2 separate regions of the Homo sapiens genome follow, and region 1 is linked to region 2. Evidence: chromatin loops called from intact Hi-C (ENCODE). Cell type or tissue: heart left ventricle. All regions are shown on one strand. Each heading gives the region's core, and the rest is flanking DNA. Links, peaks and the distances in the headings are about the cores only. Region 1 overlaps PCYOX1L (prenylcysteine oxidase 1 like). Region 2 overlaps AFAP1L1 (actin filament associated protein 1 like 1).

Region 1 (8,322 bases), core at 323-8,322, 53 kb after region 2:
GGCAGGAGATAGTATCACCCCACTTCACAGACAGTGAAAGCAAGGCTCAGATCACAGGTCCAGTGTGTTTCTACCACTCCCAATTGCTTCATAATCCCTTGCATGTGTGTAAATGTTAGAGCTGAGATAATGCTCTGCTCTCTACACTTTGGTTTCAAGAACTGCCCTGTTGAGGCCTTTGAGCCACTGTGAGAGCACCTCCTCTTCCCAGCTCTTCACGGGAGTGGCTGGGCCTGTGTGTAGCTCACTGTCTGCTAGCACAGACCACAGGAGTGGAGAATGTAGGCTTCACAAGAGCAGGAATCCTTGTCTATTGTTCCCTGATACATTGCAAACACAGAACAGTGCCTAAGTCATACTAGGCACTGGGTATATTTTTGTTAAATAAATGAATGCAAAGGTTTACAATAACAAGCACCTCCCTCGTACCCTCGATACTGTTCATCTGGCTCTGCACATGCTGGCTCCTTCGCAGCCTTCAGGCCCTGCCTCAGTGTCCCCTCAGTGTTCCTTGCTCACTCTTTCAGTATCTTGTGTGTCTCCTTCATAGCATTTTTGTGTAGAGATATATAGAATTCACATACCATATAATTCGCCCATTTAAATTGCACAATTCAGTGGTTTTTAGCACATTCGGAGTTCTAAAACCATCACCACAATCAATTTTAGGACATTTTTATCACCCCAGAAAGAAACCCCCTTGCCCTTTAGCCCTCACCTCCCCAACACCCCCCGGCCTCCCAGCCCTGGGCAGCTACAGATCTGCTTTCTGTTTCTGTGGATTTGCCTAGTCTGGGCATTCTGCATAAATAGACCTCACAATATGTGGTCTCTGGGAGCTGGCTCTTTCGTTGAGCACAGTGTCTTCCCCCCATAGCATTGTGCACTTTGTTGTACTTACTTGTATGTTTGCCATCTCCCCATGCCCATGGTTGGGAGAGTTTTGCTCTGGCAGGGAGGCCCAGTCGAATAGTACTGGACTCCCCAGCCCTCCTGCCCCACGGCCCTGACAACCTATCAGCACCCACTTCCCGCTTTGCCCAGGAGCCATGTCACTAGCCGGGGCCCAAGGCAGCCTGTGGTCTGTGGAAGGAGGCAATAAGCTGGTTTGTTCCGGTTTGCTGAAGCTCACCAAGGCCAATGTGATCCATGCCACAGTGACCTCTGTGACCCTGCACAGCACAGGTGAGTAGACAGGGCGGGAGTGGGCAGGCATGCCATTCCCAGCCAGTGGACAGACACTTCTGCCTCCTTTGTACCTCAGCCCTGGTCTGTGATCCCCCTGGGGAGTATTTCCGAAAAAGCATTGAGAAGCCCCAACCCTGCCAGGTGACACTAGAGGGTGCTGTTTCCCCAATTCAGATGTCAGCCAGAAAGCTGAGACTTCCATCGACCCAGCCTTTTTCTGTTGACCGATGAGGACTTTGAATGACATCCTTGCCCACGCTCCCCCAACTGGCCAGCGGCGGAAGCAGAGCAGAAACTGAGTCTCCTGACTCCATGCCCCTTGCTTCTTCTGCAGCCGCATCAGCATGGAGAGGCCAGGACCCACCATTTAGACAGCCCTGCTGCACCCTGAGCACCAGGGTCTCGTTGTACCTCAATGCTGGACCCCAGTAGGGAGTTCAGTGGGTAGAAGCCAAGGGAAAGTTGACTTTTGTGCTCTTTTCTTTCCAGAGGGGAAAGCCCTGTACCAGGTGGCGTATGAGAATGAGGTAGGCAACAGCTCTGACTTCTATGACATCGTGGTCATCGCCACCCCCCTGCACCTGGACAACAGCAGCAGCAACTTAACCTTTGCAGGCTTCCACCCGCCCATTGATGACGTGCAGGGCTCTTTCCAGCCCACCGTCGTCTCCTTGGTCCACGGCTACCTCAACTCGTCCTACTTCGGTTTCCCAGACCCTAAGCTTTTCCCCTTTGCCAACATCCTTACCACAGATTTCCCCAGCTTCTTCTGCACTCTGGACAACATCTGCCCTGTCAACATCTCTGCCAGCTTCCGGCGAAAGCAGCCCCAGGAGGCAGCTGTTTGGCGAGTCCAGTCCCCCAAGCCCCTCTTTCGGACCCAGCTAAAGACCCTGTTCCGTTCCTATTACTCAGTGCAGACAGCTGAGTGGCAGGCCCATCCCCTCTATGGCTCCCGCCCCACGCTCCCGAGGTTTGCACTCCATGACCAGCTCTTCTACCTCAATGCCCTGGAGTGGGCGGCCAGCTCCGTGGAGGTGATGGCCGTGGCTGCCAAGAATGTGGCCTTGCTGGCTTACAACCGCTGGTACCAGGACCTAGACAAGATTGATCAAAAAGATTTGATGCACAAGGTCAAGACTGAACTGTGAGGGCTCTAGGGAGAGCCTGGGAACTTTCATCCCCCACTGAAGATGGATCATCCCACAGCAGCCCAGGACTGAATAAGCCATGCTCGCCCACCAGGCTTCTTTCTGACCCCTCATGTATCAAGCATCTCCAGGTGACCTACTGTCTGCCTATATTAAGGGTCCACACGGCGGCTGCTGCTTTTTTTTAAGGGGGAAAGTAAGAAAAGAGAAGGAAATCCAAGCCAGTATATTTGTTTTATTTATTTTTTTTAAGAAGAAAAAAGTTCATCTTCACAAGGTGCTTCAGACTTGGTTTCTTAGCTAGAAACCAGAAGACTACGGGAGGGAATATAAGGCAGAGAACTATGAGTCTTATTTTATTACTGTTTTTCACTACCTACTCCCACAATGGACAATCAATTGAGGCAACCTACAAGAAAACATTTACAACCAGATGGTTACAAATAAAGTAGAAGGGAAGATCAGAAAACCTAAGAAATGATCATAGCTCCTGGTTACTGTGGACTTGATGGATTTGAAGTACCTAGTTCAGAACTCCCTAGTCACCATCTCCAAGCCTGTCAACATCACTGCATATTGGAGGAGATGACTGTGGTAGGACCCAAGGAAGAGATGTGTGCCTGAATAGTCGTCACCATATCTCCAAGCTTCCTGGCAACCAGTGGGAAAAGAAACATGCGAGGCTGTAGGAAGAGGGAAGCTCTTCCTTGGCACCTAGAGGAATTAGCCATTCTCTTCCTTATGCAAAGATTGAGGAATGCAACAATATAAAGAAGAGAAGTCCCCAGATGGTAGAGAGCAGTCATATCTTACCCCTAGATGTTCATCCCAGCAGAAGAAAGAAGAAGGTGTTGGGGTAGGATTCTTCAGAGGTTAGCCTGGTACTTTCTCATCAGACACTAGCTTGAAGTAAGAGGAGAATTATGCTTTTCTTTGCTTTTTCTACAAACCCTTAAAAATCACTTGTTTTAAAAAGAAAGTAAAAGCCCTTTTCATTCCTTTTGGACCTGTTCTTTTCTGTAATGGAAGAACTAAGTCTTAGGTTCCCGGGGACCAACCACTACATTAGTATCTTCTGGGGAAGGGGAGGGAGCCTTGAGAAAGATGCAGATGCCGAAGCCCTACCAGCCTTGCTAAATCAGGCTTTAGGGAAAGGGCCTGGGTGCCCAGAGTAACAACACTGCCAAATGCATGGGCAAAATACCCTTCCAGTTGGTGGAGGCCCAAACTGGCTCTGAGGTGGTTTTTACTGTGCCAGGGTGATGGTAATGGCAGTGAAAGAAAGTACAAGTAGCATGCACTTATAGATAACTATAGAAATTATGAAACTGACACATCAGTAAGAAGGCTTTTTTTTTTTTTTTTAAGAGTTTCATTCTTGTTGCCCAGGCCATAGTGCAATGGTATGATCTTGGCTCACTGCAGTCTTCGCCTCCTGGGTTCAAGCAATTCTTGTGCCTCAGCCTCCCAAGTAGCCGGGATTACAGGCACCTGCCACCATGCCTGGCTAGTTTTTTGTATTTTTTGTAGAGATGGGGTTTCGCCATGTTGGCTGGGCTGGTCTCAAACTCCTAGCCCAGGTGGTCCACCCGCCTTGGCCTCCCAAAGTGCTGGGATTATAGATGTGAGCCACCGCCCCCAGCCAAGTAAGAAGGCTTTTGATGAAGTGGTAGGAAACCAAATTCAAATTGACTTAAGCAATAAAAAGTTTTTATTAGTTATCATGGCTTTAAAGTCCAGGCATAGAGCACTGTGCAGTCTTACAGTTCCATGATTTCTCTCATAGTCAAAGATGGCTGCCAACAGCTCCCAGGAAGAGAAGGTCTTCTCTCATAAGCACTGAACCAAATTTTGGACTCTGGGCCAGTTGGACCACCCCTGAACCAATTCCTGTGGTCAAGGGAATGCCACATGCTGATTGGCTTGGGATTCAGATACGAGACTAGTAACCATGATGCAGGCAGGGAGGGTGTGAGATTAAGCTGATTGGCTTAAAGCAGTCAGGTCCTATCCCTGGAGCAGAAGTGGCCTCATCCAGACTTCAAGGTCAAAGGGGGAAAGGGTATTGGAGAGAGAGCCACAATGTCAGCCACATGCAAATGGGGCTCTCAAGTCCAGTGAACTCGAAGTGTGTAATGGCATCTTTTCATGGTCTGTTTGAAATGAAGATGGCATGCGCTGTCATGGTGTAATTAATAATTGGTATTGGCCCAGCACTGGACAATACAAAACTTATCCCTGATAACCACCCCTCCCTTGCATCCCTACAGAGAATTTGTGCACAGAAGACACAAACCAAGGCAGTTACATTTGATCCTCAGTCCTTGTCTGGGCTTTGGCTCCATGCCCAAGCATGACTGCATTGGAACTGGCTATGTCCTTCAGAAACCTTCTTTACCTGGGTAGGCCCAAACAGCTCAGAACTAAAGCCAGCCAAAATGCCCACAATCCCTGCCTCCCCAAGCCCAAACCTGATTCCTTGGAGGCAGGGAGGAAAGGACAGATTCCAGAAATAAGAACCAACAGGACGCCTTTGCCCCAGGGCTCACCCCAACCTTCTCAGGCCTGGACAGAAGCCCCCAGCAGTTCACGGAGCCCTGGAAGAAGAGAGCATTTGCAAAGACAGCCAAACAAAACAGGTAAAGGGCCACACATCCTCAGTCCTGGATGCAGTGTAGTAGACGTTTAATACCCTTCATGGGAACTCTGCCTCCTGGAGCAGGTGACCCAAGCAAAATTTCAGGACTTTGGGGGATAAGGGGCAGCTGTAGAGGGTAGAATGGAGGTGGGTGATTGGCAGTGGGGGACCCGGGAGGTTGATAAGGAATTCTTTGTTCTGACCCACCTATGAAGGCATAATAGAGGGAGGCAGGAGGCAGATCTTGGGCTCCCCCTAGAGGCGTCTGTGCACTCATTCACCAAACACGGCGCCCCTATCCGCTCTGGACACTGCCAGGTGCTGGAGGTGCAGTGCTGAGCAAGGGATGAGGCCCCTGTCCCACGGAGTGCAAGCTTCTCGCTAGAGGAGGCAAACATGAAACACACTTAGACTCAGACCAAAGGAAGTTCCAGGGTGCTGTGTAGAGCCAGCTCTCCAAAGGACCTGAGCTCCCTGCTGCTGCCTTTAAACTGGGAGCCTGGGAAGAGCCAGCTGGGACTCGGAGCTACGCCAGTGGTCAGCCCAGCCACCAAGGCCAAGCTTCTAAGTCACAGAATGGTAAGCCTGGAAAAGACCCTAGAGGCCCCCAAATCCCATTTGTTCGTTTCACGGATGAGGAATCTAAAGCCCAAAAAGAGGAGAAGGCATCATCCGTATGAGACTAGCTGGTGTTTATGGAGCATCTGGGGGCTCCTGATGCTTGGGTAGAAGTAAGACACCCCCCTCCTACCACAATGAGGGGTTTCCCCACCAGCCCCTATGCCCCAGAGCACCTAGGGTCTCCCAGGACTACAAGCAACCCTCTTGCAGCTCAATTCTTCCCACACCCTCACCCCACAGAAAAGGCTTGGAAGCTGTGGGCCCTTCATGTGGGGCTGAAGTCTTAAGACCTGGAGAGCAGCCCCAAGGGTGGAGAAGCGGCTGCTGAAGGGATCAGCATGCGCTGGCACAGGAAGTCTGTTTTCCATGTGTCTGGAACCCAGCCGAAGCTTCCTGGGGTAATTTTAACCAGTATCCACTCTAGAACAATACCAAAAAAGGTAAGTTACTTACCATCCCAGGCAGGCACATACCTAATCACTGGCCTTTCATGAATTAGACCCTTAAGACATTCAGAGCTAAAGCTGCTTTAAGCACTAAAGTCAGAGCAGCCAAGCCACATATTCCTGTCCTGGGCGGTTGGCCCTTTTATTAAAGTTAACTCTAAAGTGCTAGCTATTCTTACCCTCAGAATATAGTCTTAGCCCCTCAGCTGTCTTGTGGGAGGGAAGGTATTTTTAGACCCTAGAACAGCTGATTTGGGATTTGCTGCAGGGGTTAGAGGGCCCAGGGGGAGGATTGAATTGCTAGGGGACAAAATGGGAAGTGGGGAGTTGCATCCAGGGGACTCTTGCATCAAGAGTCAGCATGGGCTTTAGGATATATTAGTCCACACTGCTGTTTTTGGCTTTTTTTTTTTTTTTTTTTTTTTGACAGTCTCACTCTGTCACCCAGGGTGGAGTGCAGTGGCACAGTCATGGCTAACTGCAGCCTTAACCTCCCTAGGCTCAAGTGATCCTTCCACCTCAGCCTCTCTAACACCTGGGATTACAGGCGCATGCCACCATGCTGGGCTATTTTTTGTATTTTGTTTGTAGAGATGAGGTTTTGCCATGTTTCTCAGCCTGGTCTCAAATTCCTGAGGCTCAAGAAATCCGCCTGCCTCAGCTTCCCGAAGTGCTGGTGTTATAGGAGTAAGCCAACACACTGCCATTTTTGATCAACAAAGTATCTTAATATAAGCCAGTGGTTCTCAAAGTGCAGAGCCCAGACCAGCAGCACCAGCATCACCTGGGAACAACTGTTTATATATTAGAAATGCAAGAAAAACACTGCAAAAAAATGCAAAGTATCAGCCTCCACCTGAATCAGAACCTCTAGATGTGGGGCCCCGCAAGCTGTTTTAACAATCCCTCCAGGAGATTCTGATGCTCACTAAAGTTTGAGAATCACTGATATCAGCAAACCATCTAATAAGATCCCCTTTTGGACAGGGCTGGAAGAAAGAATGATCTACATTGACACTTCTCAACTTACGAGTGTCTGTTCAAAACCAGGAATCCTCAGCTCAGAAAAAGTGCATACATAAAAATTTCAGGGATGCACTATCTCTGATGCACCTGCTCTTTGGCAACCTGGAGGCCTTTCTTTGGGTCTAAGTCTGATCTGCAGAGAATCTCAGAGCTGAAAAAGACTTTTTAGATCATCTACTCCAACCAGAGCAGGGGTCTGCTCCATAATACCTTTGAGAAGCCTGGCTTTAAGTTAACACTTTCAGAGATGGGGAGCTCCCCGCCTCAAAAGAGCTTGTTTCCAGTGACCCTTAAGTGGGTAGAGTTAACTCTTGTTAACTCCTATATTGGTTTATAGCAACCAAGCTACATTAACATGGCTGAAATATAGACTTATAAACCCAGATTAAAGGAAACACATGGGCCGGGTGTGGTGGCTCACACCTGTAATCCCAACACTTTGGGAGGCCGAGGTGGGCAGAAGTCTGATCTGCAGAGAGGCCCAGGAGTTGAAGATCAGCCTGGGCAACATGGTGAAACCCCATATCTACAAAAAATACAAAAATTAGCTTGGTGTAGTGGCACACACCTGTAATCCCAGCTACTTGAGTGGCTAAGGTGCGAGTATCACTTGAGCCTGGGGAGGCTGATGCTGCAGTAAGCTGTGACTGGGCCACTTCCACCCTGGGCGACAGAGTGAGACCCTGTCTCAAATAAAGGAAACACATGATGGCCCTAGGTGGTAGAGGTGAACACATTATTTTCTAATAGGCCACCTCAGTATTGGAGAACTCAGAGTGATGAAAAATCCTCCTTTATATTAATCTGAAATCTACCTCCCAGGAACCTCCTACCCTGACCCTGGTTTTGACTTCGAAGCCACAAAAAGCAAACCCAAAGTCTTGCTTTCAAAAGTCAGTGTTTACTTTTCATAGGCCTTTCTTGGCACAAAGGTGCAAGGAGGATGGTCTCGGGCTGCTGGCCTGGCTTCTGGGCCAGGTGATTCAGAAGATGCAGGTGCAGCCCACAGCGATGGTCTCCATGACTGCGCGCTGGCGGCAAGGCCCTGTGCGGGGCGGTGGCGGGCAGAGGCGGCGGCGCACAGGAACCTGGCTGAACACCGGCACGCTCACCATGCTGCGGTCCTCCTGCATGGTGAAGGGGTTCACACAGCCCAGACACAGGCACCGTGCCTCCGGCAGGTCCACGGGGATACGGCTGGGGTCGTGGTTGATGCTGCAGGGAGCAGAAGAAAGAGCAGAGCGGAAGGTGA
Region 2 (8,326 bases), core at 269-8,268:
CAGCCTGACCAACATGGAGAAACCCCATCTCTATTGAAAATACAAAAATTAGCCAGGCATGGTGGCACATGCCTGTAATCCCAGCTACTCAGGAGGCTGAGGGAGGAGAATTGCTTGAACCGGGAGGCAGAGGTTGTGGTGAGCCGAGATTGTGCCATTGCACTCCAGCCTGGGCAAAAAGAGCAAAGCTTCATTTAAAAAAAAAAAAAAAAGAGAAGGAGCGTGCCTGTTTGGAACATGAGAGAAGCAGTCATTAGCCAGTTGGTCAGGCTGTTAGCAAATATGTCCCAGTACCTACACATTGCCAGGTATTGTGGGTAACAAAGGGCCTCAGACCCAAGTCCTCCCCTTAAGGAGATTACAGTCAAGGGGAAGGGTTAAGACCCACAGACATGGGCCTTGCACGATGTAATCGAGGCTAGTATTTATAGACTGTGACTGCATGCCCTGCAGTGTACTAAATGCTTTATGTGTATTAACTGAGGTGATTTTCATAACAACTCTTTGGGTAGGTACATTTTCAGAGGAGAAAGCTGAGACACAGATTTGCCCAAGGTCACATAGTAAATAAGAACCGTAGCCAGGATTTGAACCCAGACAGTCTAGTTCTTGATGACCATGCTGCCCCTCCTCTCAAGGCCAGGATCCTGAGCACCTGCTTGACACATATCCGGGGCACCCCAGGAACTGTGCTAGCCACTGAAATGCAGTCCAAACACAAACAGGTGCAAGCCCTGCCCTCACAGCATTTCCAGCTCAGTAAGAAGCAGACATGAATCAAATAGTCACACGGACTTATAAATGCCAAGCTGTGTAAGTGCTAGAAGGGAAAAGTACCAGGTACCCTGGGCCCCTGCCTCTGCCTCAGCACCCCAGGAAGGCTTCTCTGAGGAAGTGACATTTCAGATGAAGATGAAAAATTAGCAGGGAAGAGGAAGGAAAAGGCATTGTAAGCAGAGGGAAAAGGTGCAGGAGCAGGAAGAAGCATGGAACTGAAAACGGCCAGTATGGCTAAGCTCAGAGAGAAAGGAGAGCCCACCAGCCTATTAGAGTATCCCAGAAAGCTACAGTGAGTGGAACAGGGGCCCACGCTGGCTGGAGGGGCAAGAAGGATGAGGGAAGACGGGCACCTATGTTGAGCCTTAAGGCATAGGCAAGATTTCACTGAGGCAGAGGTGGGCCAAGGGGAGGGAACAGAAGCAAAGGTATGGGATGAGGCAGAGTCACCAGGAGTGGAAGATGGGTACTCATGTGCCCAGGTGGATGCAGGAGGAGAAGCTCAACCCTATCCTCACTTAGCCTTTGCCATTGGTGAGGCCGGAGGGAAAGCAGCGTTGACAGTGTCAGTGTGTGTGAGTGTGTGTGTGTGCACGCACTTGCCAGCACATGCTGAGGTGCAGTTTGAAAGATGTGTAGAGGGGAAGAAGAAGCAAGCTTGCAGAGTTGAGCTTTCCTGTGGCTGAGCATCCACAGGGAGGGTAACTAGAATGTTGGGGGTGGTATTTTGGGTGGAGAGTGAGGGTGAGGATGTGATATTGGTGGGTCTGTTCTCCATAGAATCATGTGATTGCAGTGTCACCATCGAGTTCTTTCCAAAGTGCTCATATTACCTCTTTGTATTTGCTCTATCTGATGAAAAACTTACCATCTGTACACCATTGCAGAACACATAGAGCCATAACTTCTGTTTCACCATTTGAAGAGGTGATTCTTTATTCTTGACAGTTCTGTCCCCTTTCTGACAGCTGTCATGTTTCCAGCCCTTTGGAAACTGAGAGGTGCACATGATCTCCTGTCCTCTCCGTCCCCCGGTGCTATGCTTATGGTGAAGCATAAGCTGAGCCTGGTTTGAGAGGATCTTGGCAGGAAAGGCTTTGGGGCCTCAGAGCTCTGTAATTCCACCTTCTTAAGTGGGTGGATGTCATTTAATCCTGGCCCAAGTGTGGCTGGCACAGTTCAGCTTCTTGAAGAAAGATGGCAGCACATCACACAGGTGTTAGAAATGATACAGTCCATGGGCCTTCACTTGAGCTGGCTCCGTCACAGCAGCCCTCTGAAGTGGGTGGAATTCAAGTGAAAAAACCCAGCCTTGGGGAGACAGAAGGACTTTCCCACATTCCCACAGCTAATAAGTGGTAAGAGAGTCATCATTGCTTCCACTCTACATCCCGTGGTACCTAATAGACACTTAATGGACCTTGTATGAATGAATCGATGAATGGTCTAGAGTTGGTGTCATGAGTAAAACTAATTTGGGCTGGCAATGAAATTGTTGACATGTTGTGTGTGGGTGTGTGGGTGTGTGTCCCCTTCCCATCCTCTCCTCCGAGTTAGGATCATAATGGACTCCTGCTGGTCACCAGGTCCCGCCATGACTGTTTTGAAAATGTCTGCCAGCTCATCTCTTTTTCTCCATCCTCACTGTCATCTTGGTTCATGCTCTTGTCGAGTCTCATCATGACCAGGATGACATTCTTTTAAGTGGCTCTTCTGCTTCCAGTCTTGTCTGCTTTTGTCTGTCCCCACAATGCCACTGGAAGTAACTTCCTAAACCAATTTGGATTACATGAGTGTTCCACTTAAATACTTTCCCAGCTCCCTGTCACCTGCCAAATACAGTCCAAATTCCTAAGACATTCATTTCAAAGTGTTATAATTAATTGCCTCCCTCCCCAAATGGACTGTGAATTGCCCAAAGACACAACCATATCTAAGTCATGGTTGTCTTTTCAATACCTGGTATGGTATGAGGCACAGGATAGTTGCTGACAAACATTTGTTAGCTAATTATCATGTGCTGGGGGAGTTGGAGGGAGATTGAACCAATAAAGGGAAATTTGGGTACTTCTGAATGTGCCCTCTGATGAGGGACTGCCTGTGTCCCTCCTCAGAGGCTGTCCCAAGAGAAGCAGACCTCAGATTCTGACAGCGTGGGTGTGGGTGACAACTGTTCTACCCTTGGCCGCCGGGAGACCTGTGATCACGGTAGGAGCCTCTGGGGGCTCAGGCTGGGGAATGCTGGAACTGGGCCGGGCCTTGCCCATGGGCACACAGCGGCAGAGCAGGTTCTGACCATTCTGTAGACCTGGGTAAGGTGACCTGGCCTGCCATCCCTGGAGCTGCAGGCCCATCCTGTATGCAGGCTGAAAAGGCCACAAGGAAGACTAAGGATGGGTGGGACTCAGGGCTCCCTCCACTCCCCTGACCCATTTCCCCAACAGGCAAAGGGAAGAAGAGCAGCCTGGCAGAACTGAAGGGCTCAATGAGCAGGGCTGCGGGCCGCAAGATCACCCGTATCATTGGCTTCTCCAAGAAGAAGACACTGGCCGATGACCTGCAGACGTCCTCCACCGAGGAGGAGGTTCCCTGCTGTGGTGGGTCCAGGGCACGGGGAGGAAGGGTGCTCAGGTCCTGTGTGCGCGGGCTTTGGGGGCTGAGGCCAGGAGACCTCATGCCTCGTCCACCTCACCCCCAGGGCAGGGGAGGGAATCCAAGCCTACTGGGAGGCTAAGCCCCACTCCATTAACACTCTAGGCCTTCCCATCACTTTCCTTCCCAGAGGCCCTGACACTCAACGAAAGGAAAAGCCAGCTGACCACTGTATTTCTATGCTCCCTGTGACCGTAGCCCAAATCACTGCCCATCCCTGGGCCTCAGTTTCTCAGTTTCCTCCACGATAACAAGACAGGGGTATCTTATTTTCCAGCATAGAACGTGCCAGGTTTATAAGTAACAACCCATATTATAGGGAAATTTATTGGAGAAAAATATTTAGGTACTTTTTATTAAAAATGCATTCAATGTGAATTAAAGGTGATTTGAAGGTGAAAACATTATTTTGCTCATGTAAATGTAGCGTTCCATGTACTGGAATCCAGTTTTTAAAAATCGTATATTTTGGATATGCAGTAATATTCTAACCCTGAAAAAAATATTATAAAAGTACATGGCAAGGCCAGGCACAGAGGCTCACCTCTGTAATCCCAGCACTTTGGGAGGCTGAGGAGGGAGGATCACTTGAGCCCTGGAGTTTGAGTCCAGCCTGGGTAACATGGTGAAACTCTGTCTCTACCAAAAATACAAAAATTAGCCAGGCATGGTGGTGTATGCCTGTAATCCCAGCTACTTGGGAGGCTGAGGTGGGAGGAACACTTGAGCCCAGGAGGTTGAGGCTGCAGTGAGCCGTGATAGAGACACTGTATTCCAGCCTGGCTGACAGAGGGAGACCCAGTCTCAAAAAATAAATACATAAATAAATATATGGCTACAAAGAAATATTTTGTAATTAGTGAATCAGAGTGCGTTATGGTAAAAATAGGCAAATTTAAATCTAAAACATTAAGAGGGAATTCTAAACCTGTGGGTCATTAGCTACACAGCAGCTGTGCCTTGGTCAATTTTAAGATTATGTGGGTGAGACATTTTTGTTCCCACATGCTGCCACTGGGTGTCAGCATCATCCATTCTTTTCCATCTTTCAGTAACAGTTTTGATTTGGGGAGAAAAGGCAAAAGAGTTGTGTTTTTTATACACCATATGCAGTAGTTCCTGCCCTTTTCATCAAGGTTGGTGTGGCCCAAAGGCTGTGCAGAGATGTAGGAATGCCATTATCAGTCCATGTTTCACAGCTAAGAAACAAACTCAGAGAAATGCACACCCAAGGTCACCCTGAGGTCACAGGGGAAAGAGAGCTGACCAGGACCCCGAGGCCTTCTTTCCAGCAGACACATGGAGCCGCCTTGCGTCCCCATGCTGTCCCAGGGCAGGCTATGGGAACCTCACACCATTGTCTCCTCCAGGCTACCTGAACGTGCTGGTGAACCAGGGCTGGAAGGAACGCTGGTGCCGCCTGAAGTGCAACACTCTGTATTTCCACAAGGATCACATGGACCTGCGAACCCATGTGAACGCCATCGCCCTGCAAGGCTGTGAGGTGGCCCCGGGCTTTGGGCCCCGACACCCATTTGCCTTCAGGATCCTGCGCAACCGGCAGGAGGTGGCCATCTTGGAGGTGAGAGGAGAGGGTGGGACGTGGGTGGCTCTTGGTCTGGGGACTCTGGCCTGAGTGTCATGTTTTTGTTTGGGGGAGCCCTTGCTACTGACACCATGGGGACTGAAGGGGAAGGAAAGCAAGCCTCACTCCTGTCAGGTGACCCAAGTAGATTATAAGACAACACACAGGACACCCACTTAATTTGAATTTCAGGTAAGCCACGAACATTACCTGAAATGTTTTCATAATAAAATAGGCATGTCCCACGCAACATTGGAGCTTTATTGATACTAAAATATTATTCATTGTTCATCTGACATTCAAATTAAACAAAACATTCTGTATTTTTATTCACTAAATCTGGCAGCCCCAGAACCAAGGTTTGTTTTTTCTCCCTTACCTTAAAATCCCAAGCCTGAAAGGCATTTAGTCTGGTCTAACCATTCAGATTCTGGAATCCCCTCTAAGACTTTTCACCAGTACCCTCCTCTGGTGGAGGAGAAGGTCCACTGCCCCTCCCATTGAGCAATTCAAATTTTAGAAAGATTTTCCCCATACTGAGTTGAAATCTTTAAGCTCCAGGAAGGCAATAATTAGGCCTATTCTGCATACTTTTGTTTTTCCAGAACTCAGCATGATGTCCAGCACTAGAATACTATGGGCTCTAGAAATATTTGTTGAACAAATGAGTGAATGAAGTGTGATTTCATTTCACCGATTCACTGTCCTTCTTACTCACGGGCACTAGCCTCCTCTCTGAGGTCATGCAGAATACGTGGACTCTCTCTTCCACATGGCAACCCTTTGGCAATTTAGAATTTAAAATGTTAACACTACAGGAAAACAGAAAACTACCTTCTGCCATTACAGATAAGGAAACTGAGGCCAGGGCAGCCACATGCTTTATCCAGGGGTCCACAGAGGGCCAGTGGTCTCTTAGTCTTGTCCTAGAATCTGACCTCTTGGTCTTGTTTTCTGCCCAAGACCCCCTGCCTCTCTCAGTTCTTAAATTTCAAAAAATATCGCCTCCGTAACTCACTTTTATTTTTGGTAGTTTGAGATAGGTCTCTTATTTATCTTATACACGAAGGTTTCTGGCAAAAAGTGTGCTTTATGTATTCAAGTTTAGCATTTGTGTGCTAATTTAATTTTATAAGATGCTCTTTAAATGAGAATTAACATAAGTCCGTGTTTAGCTGACTGGCAACTTCTTGGAGATTTTCCTATACACAGTATTGTACTTATTTGGCAACTATAACACAAGAAACTATTTTGATTAAGTTATATGAGAAATGGCCTCTTCTAATAAAAAGTAAATATTTTTTAAAAAATTCAGAGAACACCCAAATGTTGGTTTTATATTCTAATGGTTGGGGAAGGCTCTGAGAATGGAAAGTGAGGGCAGGGAGGCCTCTGTCTTAGAGAGGTCATCAGGGAGGGCCTCCCTGAGGAGGTGACATTTGATTGGAAACCTGAATAGATGGAAGAAGGGAGCCTCTTGGATTTCTGGATGTGTGCTATAATCTTATTCCTCTTTGACCCGAGTATCGGGTACGTAGTCAGTACTTACAAATATTTCTGGGTTTGGCTGAAGTCAACAGGTCTCCAGGAGCCCTGACAGTAGGAAAATGAACTCCATCTTTGCCTCCTGTCCTTCAGGCAAGCTGTTCAGAGGACATGGGTCGCTGGCTCGGGCTGCTGCTGGTGGAGATGGGCTCCAGAGTCACTCCGGAGGCGCTGCACTATGACTACGTGGATGTGGAGACCTTAACCAGCATCGTCAGTGCTGGGCGCAACTCCTTCCTGTAAGTGTCAGCTGCACTGGCCACACCTGCCCAGGACCTTTCCTGTCTCCATCCCTCTCAGAGGCTGAGTCCAGCCCTGGGCACTGGGAGGGAAGGGAGGAGCTAAGGAAAGCTCCGCTTCCTTGGTAAGCTGGAATGAGTGTCTTCCTCTTCCAGCAAAGAGTGGGGAGCTGGCTGAAGGAAGTAGCCCAGAGTCAGAGGCAAGCTGTGGATGGAAGGAGCAAAAGTAGAGAAGCCTTGGAGTAGTGGCCTGGGCTCTGCCCTCATGTCATGGGACTTTAAGCTTTCACACACTGGAGCATGGGCACGTGGCTAGTATATGGCATTTGGTACTAGAAGAGCCAAGTTCGAGTCCCAGCTCAGTCACCACCAGCAGTGGAAGCTTGCACTGGTTGCTTGCCATCTCGGATCTCTGTTTTCTGACTCATAGAATGGTGGTGATGAATTACCTGCCTTGCAGGTTGTTATGAGAATCACATTGGTCCTGTCTGTGACGCCCTAACACAGCCCATGACACAATGCTGCCTGCCATCTTGCTTTTACCAATCTTCTGATCTGCCTTAAGAGTTTCTGCCAGAATCAATGAGAGTGAGGACACGAAAGCACTGTAAGCTGCAAAGCATCATTGTCATTGTCATTGTCATCGTACATTTTATTTTCTAGATATGCAAGATCCTGCCAGAATCAGTGGCCTGAGCCCCGAGTCTATGATGATGTTCCTTATGAAAAGATGCAGGTACAGTCCCTTGGGGCTGCCCAGGAATGTGGCAAAGGCCACTTATTAGCTCTCCCTCTTTCTGCTCCCTTTACCTTCTGCCTCAGAAAGATCATTTTCATTTAAGCAGCAGTAGCTAGAAGGGGAGCCCCTTCTTATCATAGAGCATGGCTCAGGATGAGGAATCCCTGGCACAGGAGGCTGGGTGGTGTGGTGGAAAGAGACCCAGGTTGGGAGGAAGAAAGGGCTGTGCAGACTCCCAAACACTACCAAAAGGTGAGGCATCGTCTCCGGTTTGAGCAAGTTGCTGGGGCCCTCCTCCTGTTTACCACTCTGTGAACTTATCCTGCTGATTCCGTGGTGTCTGGGGCAGGTCCTGACTCTGGGACCACCCCGCAAGCCTTCACCTGGTGACTTTGTGATCTGGGAGCTTCAGCTCCCAGGCCAGTCTCCATGTTTTGCTTGCTAAGCCAGGGAGATACCAGCTTACTGATTTACAGTGAGGCCTGTGTAGCCATCACATGACCTGGAATGCTCCTGGCAGCATGCCCTGTGCTGTCTCCTCCCTCAGAAAGCAAGAGGAGAGCCACATTCCAATCAGACGCTGGTGGGTGGGTCAGGCCTCACAGTTAGCAGGAGAGAGAGGCAATTAAGCTGCCGAGGACAACAGATGTGTCTGCAGACAGGACCTCTGTCTTGGACAGTGCTGCATGACACACTGAGTTTTCACCTCTAGGACTCTCTTTTCTAGAAATTTGTCCAGTCATCCTTCTGTTCATATGGTCTTTCTTCAGACTCAGATAAACCTGTGGA

Evidence for each region. A loop is a pair of places that touch in the nucleus more often than their neighbours do. Peaks named below come from ENCODE experiments on the same cell type or tissue, not always from the same donor. Only the 100,000 strongest peaks of a DNase experiment are listed, where the experiment ranks them.
Region 1: a loop joins it to region 2, with 4 times the contacts of the local background. A loop is called at or near these places in 69 of 110 quality-filtered maps.

What each region holds. Positions count from the first base shown.
Region 1 is chr5:149,366,316-149,374,637 of GRCh38, forward strand. PCYOX1L (prenylcysteine oxidase 1 like) reads left to right here. Exons shown (of 6, transcript NM_024028.4): 5 at 1,045-1,185; 6 at 1,678-3,338. The coding sequence ends at 2,339. IL17B (interleukin 17B) reads right to left here. Exons shown (of 3, transcript NM_014443.3): 3 at 7,952-8,285. The coding sequence ends at 8,054. Among named protein-coding and RNA genes, the nearest start is that of IL17B, 8.8 kb to the right of the region's middle. RefSeq lists silencers at 1-285, 5,150-5,299 and enhancers at 539-1,403, 1,028-1,077, 1,168-1,247, 1,404-2,267. In heart left ventricle, for the core only: CTCF peaks have their summits at 1,330 (motif pointing right), 1,530, 5,235 (motif pointing left) and 5,435; a DNase peak (open chromatin) is centred at 5,266.
Region 2 is chr5:149,312,930-149,321,255 of GRCh38, forward strand. It overlaps AFAP1L1 (actin filament associated protein 1 like 1), which reads left to right. Exons shown (of 19, transcript NM_152406.4): 10 at 2,892-2,985; 11 at 3,222-3,374; 12 at 4,800-5,011; 13 at 6,653-6,798; 14 at 7,462-7,534. Among named protein-coding and RNA genes, the nearest start is that of GRPEL2, 28 kb to the right of the region's middle. RefSeq lists enhancers at 4,288-4,842, 4,843-5,395. In heart left ventricle, for the core only: CTCF peaks have their summits at 1,954 and 4,441 (motif pointing right); DNase peaks (open chromatin) are centred at 6,785 and 8,072; H3K27ac peaks cover 3,163 bases.